Linked DNA regions of Homo sapiens: region 2 is linked to region 1. The links are chromatin contacts, found by Hi-C or POLR2A ChIA-PET in ENCODE. All regions are on one chromosome and are shown on one strand. The core of a region is the stretch at or near the end of the contact, and the rest is flanking DNA. Distances in the headings are between cores, read along the strand shown. Region 1 holds the start of EIF2AK2 (eukaryotic translation initiation factor 2 alpha kinase 2). Region 2 holds the start of CDC42EP3 (CDC42 effector protein 3).

Region 1 (6,455 bases), core at 3,267-5,766:
TACAGAGGCACTGAGACAGTAGTATACCTGGCATTCTTGAAAAACCACAAGGAGGACAATGTAACTAGAGGAGAATGAAAGAGGGGCAGAGAAACAAGAGACGAGGTTAAAGTGGCAACCAGGGTGCAGGAAATATAGTGTCTTGTAAGCCCTTGATGATTCTGGGCTTGACTTTTTTCTTTCTTTCTTTCTTTCTTTCTTTCTTTCTTTCTTTCTTTCTTTCTTTCTTTCTTTCTTTCTTTTCTTTCTCTTTCTTTCTTTTTTTTTTTTTTTTTTTTTGAGACAGTCTCTCTCTGTCGCCCAGGCTGGAGTGCAGTGGCATGATCTCAGCTCACTGCAACCTATGCCTCCCAGGTTCAAGCAATTCTCCTGCCTCAGCCTCTGGAGTAGCTGGAACTATAGGCATGCACCACCATGCCCAGCTAATTTTTGTATTTTCAGTAGAGACAAGGTTTTGCCATGTTGGCTAGGCTGGTCTCGAACTCCTGGCGTCCAGTGATCCACCCACCTCGGCCTCCCAAAGTGGTGGAATTACAGCCGTGAGCCACCACGCCCGGCCTTCTTTCTGTATTCTGCATGATGAAAGGGACAAGGCAGATCTCTGGGGCCTCTTTTATAAGAGCACCAGTTCCACCACCCAAAGGCCACACCTCCTAATACCATCACATTGGTGATTCGCTTTTAACTTATGAGTTTTAGGGAGGACACAAACATTCAGACCATAGCGATGATTTTATAATAATGTGCATGTGGGGACTATTGACAAGAAGAGTTTATAAGTAAGCAAGACAAATTACTAAAGCAGAAACATCTGAGGAAAAGAGCCACAAGAGATATGGTACAACATAAATATGGACCACTCTACAATTTCCAAAAGCAGGAATAACAGTTATTATTTTTCCTCTGCTAGTAAAAAGAGAATTAAGAATAATTGATACATACGATTCTTCTATCTGTGTCTGATTCGTTGCTTTAGCATTACACATTTTGATCTAAAAGTCACTGTATTAAAAGAGATAGACTTATGGGATTGACTATAGGTCAATAACCATACTGATATTCACAAAGAGTTACGTAGTAAGGCCTGAGAAGCCCATGTGGATAAACTCACACATATCCTCCATTCCTGCTGTCACAGCCTCTTTATTTGTTGAAACAAGCACAGGGATAGCTGGGGAAAAGGCTAACAGAAGTCTTCTTGCTCAACTGCTTCTCAAAAGCCTCTTTAGAAGTGGTTGCCTTTGGTGAACATTCAAAAGGGAGCCCAATATGCACACTCTGCCCATTCGAAGTGGTTCAAGCACATCATTTCCCTAGACCTCATCATCAGCCCTCTGATATCATTCCTTCCAACTCTCTGAACATCAGCTGCATTGCCAGCCACTGGCTCTGTATAAGCCACTGAAGGAGGGGACTTTGGATCTTCTTGGGGTCCATGGTTAGGAAGTAAGTGACTAGGTTGCATAAGATGAATCTACTCCAATATTCCTGACTCCCTAAGTATTTTTGATTTCTTCATCTGCATTACTTGGCATTACATTTACATTTAGTGTGAGCTGCCACTGAGCTGATATTATAGTAAACCAACTGGGCAAACTGGCTTAGCGCTCCCACTGCTAGAGGCAGTACATCAACTTTCTTTCTTTTTTTTTTTTTTTTCTTGCTCTGTTGCCAGGCTGGAGTGCAGTGGCACGATCTTGGCTCATTGCAACCCCGACTCCCTGGTTCAAGCGATTCTCCTGCCTCAGCCTCCCAAGTAGCTGGGATTACAGGCACATGCCACCACGCCCAGCTAATTTTTGTATTTTTAGTAGAGACGTGGTTTCACCATGTTGGCCAGGATGGTCTCAATCTCCTGACCTCATGATCCGCCCACCTCGGCCTCCCAAAGTGCTGGGATTACAAGCATGAGCCACCGCGCTCAGCCTCAACTTTCAGCTTTCTTCACGTCATCTTTAGACTCATTGCCATGTCTATTTCTTGCTTTCTGTTGCTCTTTTGTTGTGTAAAGCATCACCCCTCCATCAGATCTTGTCCATATCCTCTTGGGGCGCATTAGCATCTGATTCTAGTTCTAGGAGTGAAGGCACAGGTAGAGATAGGATATTTGGAGAATCAGCACCTCCTTGCAGGGTGACTGTTTCATGCTTTTTAATGTAGGCTGTACCAGCCTTATCAGACAATGGTGGGAAGCCTGTGGAGACACAGCAGAATTTAGGAGGGCAGTGGCACTTGGATTCATTCAAATCCACCCAAATTCCCAGGGCTTCTTTCTTTCACAATCAATGCCCTCAGTGTTCACAGAAGAGACCTGATGAGGCTGCAAATGAAAATTTTTGTTGTAATTCTAGGCTGGGCGCGGTGGATCACGCCTGTAATCTCAGTACTTTGGAAGGCCGAGGTGGGGGAATCACTTGAGGTTAGGAGTTCCAAACCAGGCTGGCCAATATGGTGAAACCCCTTCTCTACTAAAAATACAAAAATTAGCTAGGTGCGGTGGCACACGCCTGTAATCCCAGTTACTTGGCAGGCTGAGGCAGGGAAATTGCTTGAGCCCGGGAGCCAGAGGTTGTAGTGAGCCAAGATTGTGCCACTGCACTCCAGCCTCGGCAACACAGCAAGACTCTGTCTCAAAACAATTATATTGTAATTCTGGTGCCTGCAGCACCAAGCTTTGCAGCTGAGAGCCCAGACAGTAGGGAATTGGGCTCCTCAGGGAGTCCAATATGCTCACACTTTACCCATTCCAAGAGGTTCACCCATATCATATCATTCCCCTGGACCTCATCACCAACCCTCTGATATCATTCCTTCCAAATCTTTCCCCAGCAGAGAAGGCAGATTTTTACATCACCCCTGAGGCTCCCTGAAATAGGAGGGTTTTCTGGTACAGTCATAAAAGCGTGTGTCCTCTGATCATGCTTAAGCTTGCCATTTTTCATTCTTTAAGCTCTCTTGGGCAGTTCAGGGGCTCAAAAAGTCAGAAAAACTTGTCCTTGCTACTGCCATTGCTGCTGCCACAGCCATCCCACACCCACAAAGCTGACAAATGGACACACAGCACTGTCAGAGTTTTCTTGTCACCTGGAAATGCCACAAAAAGATGGCTCTGCCTCATGTCTACCTTCTAAACCTCCCGCCAGTGCTTTACATATAGGGGACTTAAGCTATGCCCAGGACCAGAGCTACAAGGAAAGTGTAGATTTTAGTTGTTGATACCCTGCAATGTGGGGTTGTTGGGGGATGGAGAAGGGAGGCTGGAGAGGATGCCTGCCTAGGTGTAATTTTTTTTTTTTTTTTTTGAATTGGAGTCCCACTCTGTCACCCAGGCTGGAGTGTAGTGGCATGATCTCAGCTCACTACAATCTCTGCCTCCCAGGTTCAAGCAATTCTCCCTGCCTCAGCCTCTGGAGTAGCTGGGATTACAGGTGCCTGCCACCACGCCCAGCTAATTTTTGTGTTTTTTAGTAGAGACGGGGTTTTGCCATGTTGGCCAGGCTGGTCCTGAACTCCTGACCTCAGGTGATCCGCCCGTCTCAGCCTCCCAAATTTCTGGGATTACAGGCATGAGCCACCGCGCCGGCCTAGGCATAATATTTAATGTATATTTGAGGTCTGTCTTTGGACCACCTTCCTCTCTTATCCCAGCTAAGATACTGAGAGTACAAACTCCTGGTTATAATTCTAACTCCGCTGCTTACTACCTGTGTTAATCCAAATTCTCTGTGCCTCAATACTCATTAGTCACTGTGCCAATGAACTCTGGAACTCTGTGTGACTCTGGGAGTGTGTCGCAGTCCATCAGGTGAGTAGAATTTCTATAAATCGAGGACTACTGGTGTTGGACTATGGTAGGAAGCTCCCTGGGGTACTGTAGGAAGCAGGTGTCTCTATTTAGCAGCAGGACTGGCCCACAGGTGCTTTTACAGCGGCTGGCAAGTGTCTGCTCATGAATGAATGGATGGGTGGGAGCGGAGTGAAGGAGATTACGCCCCCAGGCCTCTGATCCCCAGGCTTGTAAAGGTGAGGGGGCCGCGGTGTGGCAAGAGGGAAAGAGTGCTTTGGTGTTTACAGGCCCCGACTTGAACTGAATCCTGGCTTTGCCACTTACGAGCGGCAGGACCCCTGGGTGAGTTCATTTACTCAGTTTCCTCTATTGTAGAATGGAGCTGGTAAGATCCATCTTCCCAACCCCACCCCAAATATTTGTGTTGAGAGTAAGTGGAACCCTTGATTCGAGAACCTAGTGCGGCCAGCGGACTAGGCCAGCGGAGAACCCTAGGAGCCCCGGGGGCGGGGGATGGGGGTGCAGGGTCCTGGCCGTGCAGGGGCAGCACGTGGGTGCCAAGCCCGCCTGCCGGTGCCAAGCCCGCCCGCCGGTGCCAAGCCCGCCCGCCAGTGCCTCTCGCGCGCACTCTGGATCCAGCGCCAATTTACCCCAATCCCGTAGCAGACGAGGGCTTGTGCGAGAGGGGGCCGGGCGGCTGCAGGGAAGGCGGAGTCCAAGGGGAAAACGAAACTGAGAACCAGCTCTCCCGAAGCCGCGGGTCTCCGGCCGGCGGCGGCGGCGGCGGCGGCGGCGGCGCAGGTGAGCAGGGCAGGGGGCAGCCGAGGGAGCGCGGGGAGCGGGGGCCGGGGGGCCACGTACGAGGGGCTGCAGGCCCAGCCGGGGCGGGACTCGCCAATCCTGCGTCCCCAGCTCAGGACGCGGACGCTGATCCGAAGCCCCTGGCCCCGGCTGGGTCAGCACTGGGAGAGCAGGCCCAGGTCCGCAGCCCGGGTGTGGGGCCCTCCCCAAATCCAGGGAAAGGATCGTGGAGCGGGGTGGGGACTGAAAGCCATTTCCTTCCCGTGAAGAATTTTTATCAGTGCAAGTAACAAATATTTCCCAGGCAGCAGTTGTGGGGCGGGGTCTAGTGGAAGACGAATAGGCCTAGTGGCTTGACACATGGAAAATACGGAGGCCTGAAATACTCATAGACTGGCTGAACAATCTTTGGCTAAAAATCTCTTCCGTGGAGAGTTGCAGTAGTTTCCCAATTGCCTGGCCGCAGTTCCTGTTCCCACTCCGTATCCTCACCCCTGAACCTCCACCCCCTACCTCTTCTCCACACCTCAGCATCTGGAATGTTCCTTTAAGTAAGAACCAGACTCTCCCCTGCTCCGACCTTCCCCGTAGCTTTCCTGTCTCATCAGAATCCTATAAACATTTATTAAGGCTCACAGGCAAGGCCCCTCGCACCCCCTACTCCGGCCACGCTGGCTTCCTTGCTGTTCCTGGTGCACAGCCAAGCATCCTCCAGCCTCTAGGCCTTTGCACTGCTTGTTTCTTCTTTCTGGAAAGCTTCTTCCCCAGATAACTGCATGGGGAAATCCCTCCCTTATCCTGCACTGCTTCCCATGCCAGCTTATCAGAGCAGCCTTCCTCAAACAACCTGCCTATACAAGAAACCCCGCTCTGCCCTTGCTGTTCCCCCTTCCACTACTTCGGTTGTCAACATAGTAGTTATCACCTGGTGACATTTTCTTTCTTTTCTTTTCTTTTTTTTTTTTTTTGAGACAGATTCTCACTCTGTCGCCAGGCTGGAATGCAGTGGCACGATCTGGGCTCACTGCAACCTCTGCCTCTCAGGTTCAAGCGATTTTCCTTCCTCAGCCTCCCAGGTAGCTGGGACTACAGGTGCCCGCCAGCACAGCCAACTAATTTTTTTATTTTTAGTAGAGACAGGGTTTCACCGTGTTGGCCAGGCTGTATGTAGTCTGCTGGAAAGGAAGTGGAGGCATAGCCAAAATAATTTCTGGGCATTAGTAAGATGGACAAATATTATTTTTTAGTGATTATGATGGAGGTTTCTTCCAGATGAGTGAATAAGATGTAGAATCTGCTCCCCAAAGAGCTCACTAATTAGTTTAAAAAGCAGTCAGGGCTGTGTTGAAGGTTGGGCAAGGTGGAGTGGCAAGCCCATACTAGCTGACCCTCCAGCATCAAAGAAGGCTGTGTTGATCCTGATAGATGAGTGGATATTGGTGGGTACAGAGAGAATGCAGATATTGCACTATAAATGTAGAGAAAAGCAGGTGACAAGTCCTGGATGGGGTATCTGGAGATATTTTGGTACTCACTCATTCATTATTGAGCCTGGTCCCTTACCTGTAGTAATTCATGCTCTATTTTGGAAAATAGTTAAATAAGCAATTTTAATAAAGGGGATGAGCACTGTGGAAGAGCCTGTGAAGGAGTGTCTGGGATTTTGAGCTGAAATCTGTAGGAAGTAGAAATTGACCAGGCCAAGACAGCAGAAGGAATAGAGTCAAGGGCATTTTAGGAGGGAGCAGGTTGGACAGAGGCAGTTGGGAGTTCAGGAGAGAGTCCATGGTGGAAGCGTGCTTTTGAGAACCATCATTGTGTCCGTGGAATTTAAAGCCACAAACCTGGAGGTGATCACCAGGGGAGT
Region 2 (6,680 bases), core at 542-3,041, 510 kb before region 1:
TGTGTTCAAAAGGAATTTTGCATGTGGTATTTTATATATATACACATATTATTTGGACTTATAAAATACCCTATGTAATGAAAACTATGCATAAATATTTATAAAAATACCTTTTTCTAAGTAGGCCAGGAACATTTAATATTTTTCAATAAATTAATATATAAAATATATACATTAGTGCCAAATGGAACATATATTTTGAAATATGAAACCCAAGTAAAATGCTCAGGAATCTGGAGTAGAATCCAGGTATCTGCCAAAGGAAACTTTGGACGAGTTGTCTTTTGAAGAAGGGAAACAATGCTGGGTCTCTTATCTTCACGGACTGTTTTTGCTTGTCAAACTTCTAACATCACTTCAGCCGAGTTTCGTATTTGACTTCCAACCTCATGGCCATTTGACCTGCCAACTACTATTTTTCTTTGAGGCTTTTAACACCCCACCCAAGTATTTTGCTTTCCAGATTGTGTGCGTTTCCTTTTCACTTCACCTTAAAGTCAGCCTGGGTTTACAACATCGGCTTAAGGCGCACCCTCTAAGGTTTCAGACAGACCCAGGGCACCGCGGTGATGACCTGAAGCTGATATCTCTCGGCAAAGCCAAGGTATCCGGGAGGTTCTCCGCGTTGTGCCAGGATTTCCATCCAACCCGAGAGTCTCAGGGCAGAGGCCAGGCCCCCAGCGTCCGACTCCCAGGGGTCCCAGCCCCCTCCCCTGGCTGACCATGCGGGCTGGGACCTCCCAGCCGGAAAACACCGCCCTTTCCTGTCGCCTACTCCTTCCCCAGGCCGACGACTCGCGGAGGAGGAAGAGACGGAGGCCGATTAAGAAAATTAGCATTCATTAACCCGGTTCACGCTCCGGCCCCGGCGGAGGGGAGGGGCGCGCCGGGCGGCGGCGCTGGCGGTGGCCGGGTGACCGGCGGGCGCAGGTGCCACCGCGGCCTGAATTTTACTCTCTCGGGCCGGCAGCTGCGCCACTTGCGCCTCGTCGCGCGTCTGGGGCAGCCGCCACCGGCTTGCCCCAGCTTTAGGCAAATCCTTTTGAAAGACCCTGAGGGAGAAGAAACGCCTCCCTCTGGGTAGGAGAACCTGTAGCGTCTGCTGTTCGTCGCGTGTCCAGTTGCTCAGCCGGGAGCTCCGGCATCTTCAGGGCGCTTATTCCACTCTCCGGGTTTTGGCTGCAGCTCTGAGGGGAGCGAGCTAGAAACTGACAGAACGCGACCCTCCCCCTCCGCGCCCACCGGAGCCCGGGCTGAGAGGGACCTGGGGAGCTGCGGCCTGGCCGGGGCGGCGCACTCAGGTGGCCTCGCTTCCCTGCGGGTCACCGCCCGCCACTCGCACAGCTAGGTCGGCCTGTTGGGATCGGGAGAGGTGGGCGCACGAGTTTTAGTGCGGGAGTCCGGGGTGCGGGCGGAGTCCTATTGTCCCCGTGCACCCGGGCGGCAGCACCTCCGGGTCCCTCTTTAAACCGAGCGTCCGGCGACCTTTCTTTGTGCTTAGGGAGTCGAAAGCGGCATCTTCTCCGAGAGAAGTCGCCTACTGGGGGGTGGCGCTGGGGAGGTAACAATGGGCGCCCATTGTCCTCCGAGGGTCCAACGGTGACCCCCCCCCGCGCGCGCGCCCGGCCACCGGTTGGCCCCGGGCCAGGGCACAGGTACCGCGGCTGGGAGGGTCGGCCCCGCTGCCCGCGCCCTCCGCCCCGCCCCAGTGAGTCCCCGCGCCGCCGGCCCCGCCCCGCGCCGCCCCGCCCTCCGCAGGTTCAGTCCTCGCGTCCGGCCGCCCCGCGCTCAGTCGCGCGCACCTTCTCTCGCGGCCGGGGGACCGCAGCGCGGGGCTAGCCCGGAGACCCGGCCACCGGCCTGGGGCGCCTTCACGCCGTCTCGGAGCGGATAATGCGGTGAGCAGGCACCACGCCGGCAGACTCGGCTGGATCTGCGCACAGCGGCAGGGATTGCGTGCGCCCGCGGGAGGCCCGGGGCAGCGGCTGGGATCCTCAGCGGCGGCCGGTGAGTCGGGGCAGCCCAGGGCTCCTTCCTCTCTACCTGTCTGTGAGTCTGTCCCGCCCGCGGCCGTGGCCGCTTCCGGCGTGCGCTGGTGTTAGGCTGGGAAACCAGCAGGGAGTCGGGATACCCAGGGCATCGCTTTCCCATCTAGTGTCCAACGGAACGAAGGGGACATAAAGCAAGCCAGGAGGGGGTCCGGCGGCACGACCAGGACTCAGAGCTCCACCATTTGTGCCCACTACTTTTCAGGGTGGGGCTGCGCGGCCACATTGCACCCTCCGAGCTATTGGCAGAGCCATTCTGGGCGCGTATAGCATTTTTCCATCTGAGAACAAGCCGCGCTTGGCTACCGCGCCCCTCGCATCATGGATTGGTACCAGGGCCGCACATGGGTGCATCGCACAGCTCTGCCGTGGCATCGCCTGCCCGGTGCCCTCCTCTTTCTTAATGGAGGACATTGTTAGTGGGGCGCCAACCTGCAGATCTGGATATTGACTTTTTTGTTTTTTGACGGTGAACAGCTGAGACGTTTACAAGGTTTTTTGTTTTTTGTTTTCTTCCCTTTCTCCTTGAAACTAAGTGGCTTGACACAGACAAGTATCAGACATGTGAGGATGAATGGATCTGGCCATTTTTTCGTTATGAATTATTATACTCTATCCCTCTCTCGACTTTGGGAGGCATGTGTTTCATCTTATAAATAGAAAGTAGCATATTTTTGGGCAGGATCTCCTTTATACTGTGCAGTCTAGGAGAGGTCAGTTTAAAAATAAATATGCACTTGAATGTTACATTACTGAGAGCCAGGCTGTGGCTGGGACAAGCTGCGTGGACAGCAGCATCAAAGCCGGGAGCGCAGCTGTGTTGAAAGGAGTAAAAGCCCCAGAGTGCAGCCTAGGCTGACAGTCAAGTAATTACATTTTGTTTAAAAAAAAAAAAAAAAAAAGTGAGCGAATTAAAATGAGGAATGTCAGGAGGGTATTGCAACATGAATCTTTCCAGCCCTGGCGTATTTGGAGGAGTGGGCTGCTGCTGTGTGCTGAGGTTGTAGGGGGGCTCTAGGGAGGGAACTGATGAATGTGTTAGGGAGACAAAGATTCCATCCCCATCTCCCAGCTCTTAATTCTCACAATATCCAAGAGTTTCTTGGGAGTACTGCCTTTTAAAAGGAACAAAAATTAGGAGAGCAGCAGATGTCTGTATTTTAATAGCAAAGCCAGTTTTAGGGACTTCCTGTTAACATCACAGGGAGAAAAAAGACTCACCAGGAACCAGCGATGATGCCCCAAAGGTATCCCTAAGACAATTTAAAAGGCTCCTGTAATGTTCTAATTTACACAAGCTCTTTCATCTTAAAACCAGGAAATGTACCTTCTCTTCTTTTCTGGACAGTTCCAGAAGTCTACTCTTTCATACCCCCTGCAATTTGTGTGAGCTCTTATTGGTAGTTAATAAGCTACACAGGTATGTGTGTGATGCATACCCTTTTCAGAATAGATTTAGACACTCAGAAATAAGTTGGAGTAGTTGTGAAATATTTAGCATTTTCATATGTGAAATAAATGATAAAGGCCCTTTCTATAGTCAAGGAATGGTTGAAATTCTTCATAAAGTCTCCCAAAGAATGCGGGTTTCCCAATGGGCCTCACCCATTTGAATAAAACAGCACCAGCCTCTGGGCTCACAGATAAGAACTTTAGAGGAGAAATTTGGAAGCATTTCTGGATCCATGGCAGTTTCTGTTTTCCAATGGCATCATCTGCTAGAGATTTACATGATGAATTCTATGATTAGAACATGGTGCTGAGGCTGTGGCAGCAGCTACAGGCTTGAAATGAGATGAGCTCCTCTTTCCCTCAATCTGAGCAGTGAAATTGTTTCACGTATCTCTATGGAACAAGTAAAAGCAGCTAGAGTAATAAGTGTTGCACACTTTTTGCTTTTTATTGCACATTTAAGTGCGGTGCAAGATGAATAAATACAAAGCCGTAACAGTGATTGCAGAAGGGCTCACATGAGTTCATTTGCCCTGTCTGCGCTCCAGCCTTTCCTTTAATGTGGTGTTTTGTTTTATGTCCAACATGCTCACAAAAGCTGTGCTTTTTTCATGTATAAAGTTCCTGGTATTCAACAGTGTTGGGGATAAAATTGCTTTCACCTGTATCACCCAAAGATTTTTTTTTTTTTTTTTTTTTAGCCAGGCCATAGATTTTTCACAAATTCTTTGACCATTAACTGTAACATTTATCCAGTGGGTGGAATATAATTCGTAACCTAAAAACCTCCAAGAAGACTGCTCTGATCGTATTATTATTATTATTATTGTTATTCAGATTCTTGCTTTCAGTCAGATTTTATCTAGGCCCAGTCTCATTTCTTACTAACCAGAATCCTGTGAACCTGTATTTCTTTTCATTGATTGAATGAGAAATCTATTTTTAAATGCAGTATGTTTGCCAGAGAACAAGGATAGCCATTTGAAAATACTGGATTCAGCCAGCCACAAAATCTTGTGTGCCTCACCAAGCCATAGAAGACCAAGAATTTTCCTAATATATTGCATTGTTCATTACTTTGGATGTTAAAAGCACTTCCTAAGTGGAGCCCGTCCTATGTGTCAAGCACTCTTCTCAGCCTTTTGTCTTGATTATCTTACTTGTTTCTAGCAATCATCTAATGAAAGAACCGTTGTATCCCCATTTTGCTGGTGTAGAGACTGAGGATAGACCAGTTATATAACTTACCCAAAGTTGTGCAGTAAGCAAAACCTAAACATGCGTGTGCAGTTTAACAACACAATATGTGCAGGCATGAGTGGCTAATCCTATGTGAAAGTCAGCAGCTCTTTGGGTTAAGGGGATGGGAAAAAAAACTGAACTTCTGAAGCCTCCGAGTCAGGCTGCCTGGGCACATGTCCTAGTTCTGGCACTTAACACCTGTGTGACTTTGGGCAAGTTACCTCACCTTTACCTCAGTTTATCCTTTGTAAAATGGAGATAATATTATTTCCCTGAGGATTAAAGGAGTTAAAAAAGATTATGTACTCAGAACAGTGCCTGGCCCAGAGTAGCCACAATAAAAGGTTGAGGTTTTCAATGTTGCTTTTGTTTTTTTCCTAGGTACTTAATACTGGTTCTGTCATGTAATATTCATAACTATTCTTTGAGAGAGATAGTACAGTGGTCCCCAATTACCCGTGGTTTTCTTTTCCAGGGTTTCAGTTACCCATAGTCAACCATGGTCTGAAAATAGGTGAATATGGGGCATTTTAAGAAAGAAAGAGACCATATTCATGTAATTTTTATTACATTGTTATAATTATTCTATTGTTAATCTCTTACTGTGCCTACTTTACAAATTAAACTTTATAACAGGTATGTATGTATAAAAAACAACATAGTATATATGGGGTTCAGTACTGTCCAAGGTTCAGGCACCCACTGGGGGTCTTGGAACATATCCGTGGAGGATAAGGCAGACTATTATATTGCTCTTCTTTTCCAGATGAGAACACAGGCTCAGAAAGGTTTAGTAACGTGGCCAAGGTCACACAGCTAAATAGCAGAAGCAGGGTTTGAACTCAGGTCTTTTTGACCTTATACTAAATACCACACCCCCACCAATGGGGAGGAGGGGCAGAGAAGTTGTTAAATCTGATTTTTGTTATGACTTTTGGCCTCTGGCAAGGAAATAATTTCATATCACCCTGTATCTCACAGTTGAAGATGACAGTAATTGCCAGCCTTGAGGAACACTATGTAAATTATTTTATTATTAAAGATGATTCAATCCCACATATGTGGCATGAAAGTGGATCTAGCATGAACACTGCTAGGGTTAACATAAGCAGTTTAATTTATGCCATAAACGAAGAGATTTACTAGGTGAAAATGTGGGACTATATGGTGAGAAAGCAAGCCAAGCCACAGCCAGGGACAAGGACTTCTGGTGGCTGGGGATGAAGTGAAGCTCTAGCATAGACTGTGTGCTCGCTTCAAAATTCTGGGGAGCCCGGGGTTGCAGAGTCCAGTAACCACCTGTGGACAATCCCCTCCTTGAAGGCAGGAACCACACTACCTGGGCCTTCAGTCCCGGCACTCAGTGGACGTTTTAGTCCATGTTTGTTGATGATGTTGCTGCAAGAACTCAGCAGAAGAGGAGCTACAGGTAAAGTGAACAGAAAGGCACTGGGCTGTGTCCATGGCAGAAGTCAAGCCCTGTTACAGTTCAGCATATCCCCTGGGCCCTGCTAGATAAGAAACACACAACAAGGAAACCTTTGAAACCTTGTCCTTACTGCTTGCCCCGGAAAACCCACAGGGCCTGCCTTGGCCTCCACTGCTTTGATGCTCTGGGTTTGTGATTAGCTGTGGGGATCAGCTCCAGAGACTTCTCAGATGGAAACAGGGTTCTGGAAAGGACAGTCCGAAGTAACTCAGGTAGCCTCAAAGCCAATGGTTACAGTCTTGGAGCTGTCCAATTCCATTTGAAATCTTCTCCTGTCCCCACCTCTTAAAGGCTACAAAACAAAACAATACCCCACAAACCAGAATAAGTAGCCATGTAGTTCTAAAGCAATAGTCAGGTGTGTTTCTTTCCTTAAAAAAAAAAAAAAGCTTTCTCCTTGATATACTTCAGTGCCAAGTTTCATCAGAATCACATGATGATGGACTGAA

Evidence for each region. Hi-C counts contacts between places; a loop is a spot of excess contacts on that map. ChIA-PET counts read pairs that join two places held with the same protein, here RNA polymerase II (POLR2A). Pooled maps may share reads with other maps.
Region 2: a loop to region 1 is called in a map of B cell, with 7 times the contacts of the local background. The contact joins the promoter of CDC42EP3 here to the promoter of EIF2AK2 in region 1. A Hi-C loop is called at or near these places in 2 of 168 maps with a recorded cell type or tissue (B cell and CD4-positive, alpha-beta T cell), 3 of 37 single-sample maps with no recorded cell type and 9 of 50 pooled maps. POLR2A ChIA-PET finds 5 or more read pairs at or near these places in 2 of 52 experiments (activated T-cell and activated naive CD8-positive, alpha-beta T cell).

What each region holds. Positions count from the first base shown.
Region 1 is chr2:37,155,041-37,161,495 of GRCh38, reverse strand. It overlaps EIF2AK2 (eukaryotic translation initiation factor 2 alpha kinase 2), which reads left to right and starts at 4,516. Exons shown (of 17, transcript NM_001135651.3): 1 at 4,516-4,588. RefSeq lists silencers at 4,217-4,406, 4,607-4,726 and an enhancer at 4,457-4,586.
Region 2 is chr2:37,666,753-37,673,432 of GRCh38, reverse strand. It overlaps CDC42EP3 (CDC42 effector protein 3), which reads left to right and starts at 1,791. Exons shown (of 2, transcript NM_006449.5): 1 at 1,791-2,007. RefSeq lists silencers at 813-982, 1,203-1,272, 1,283-1,342, 1,513-2,002.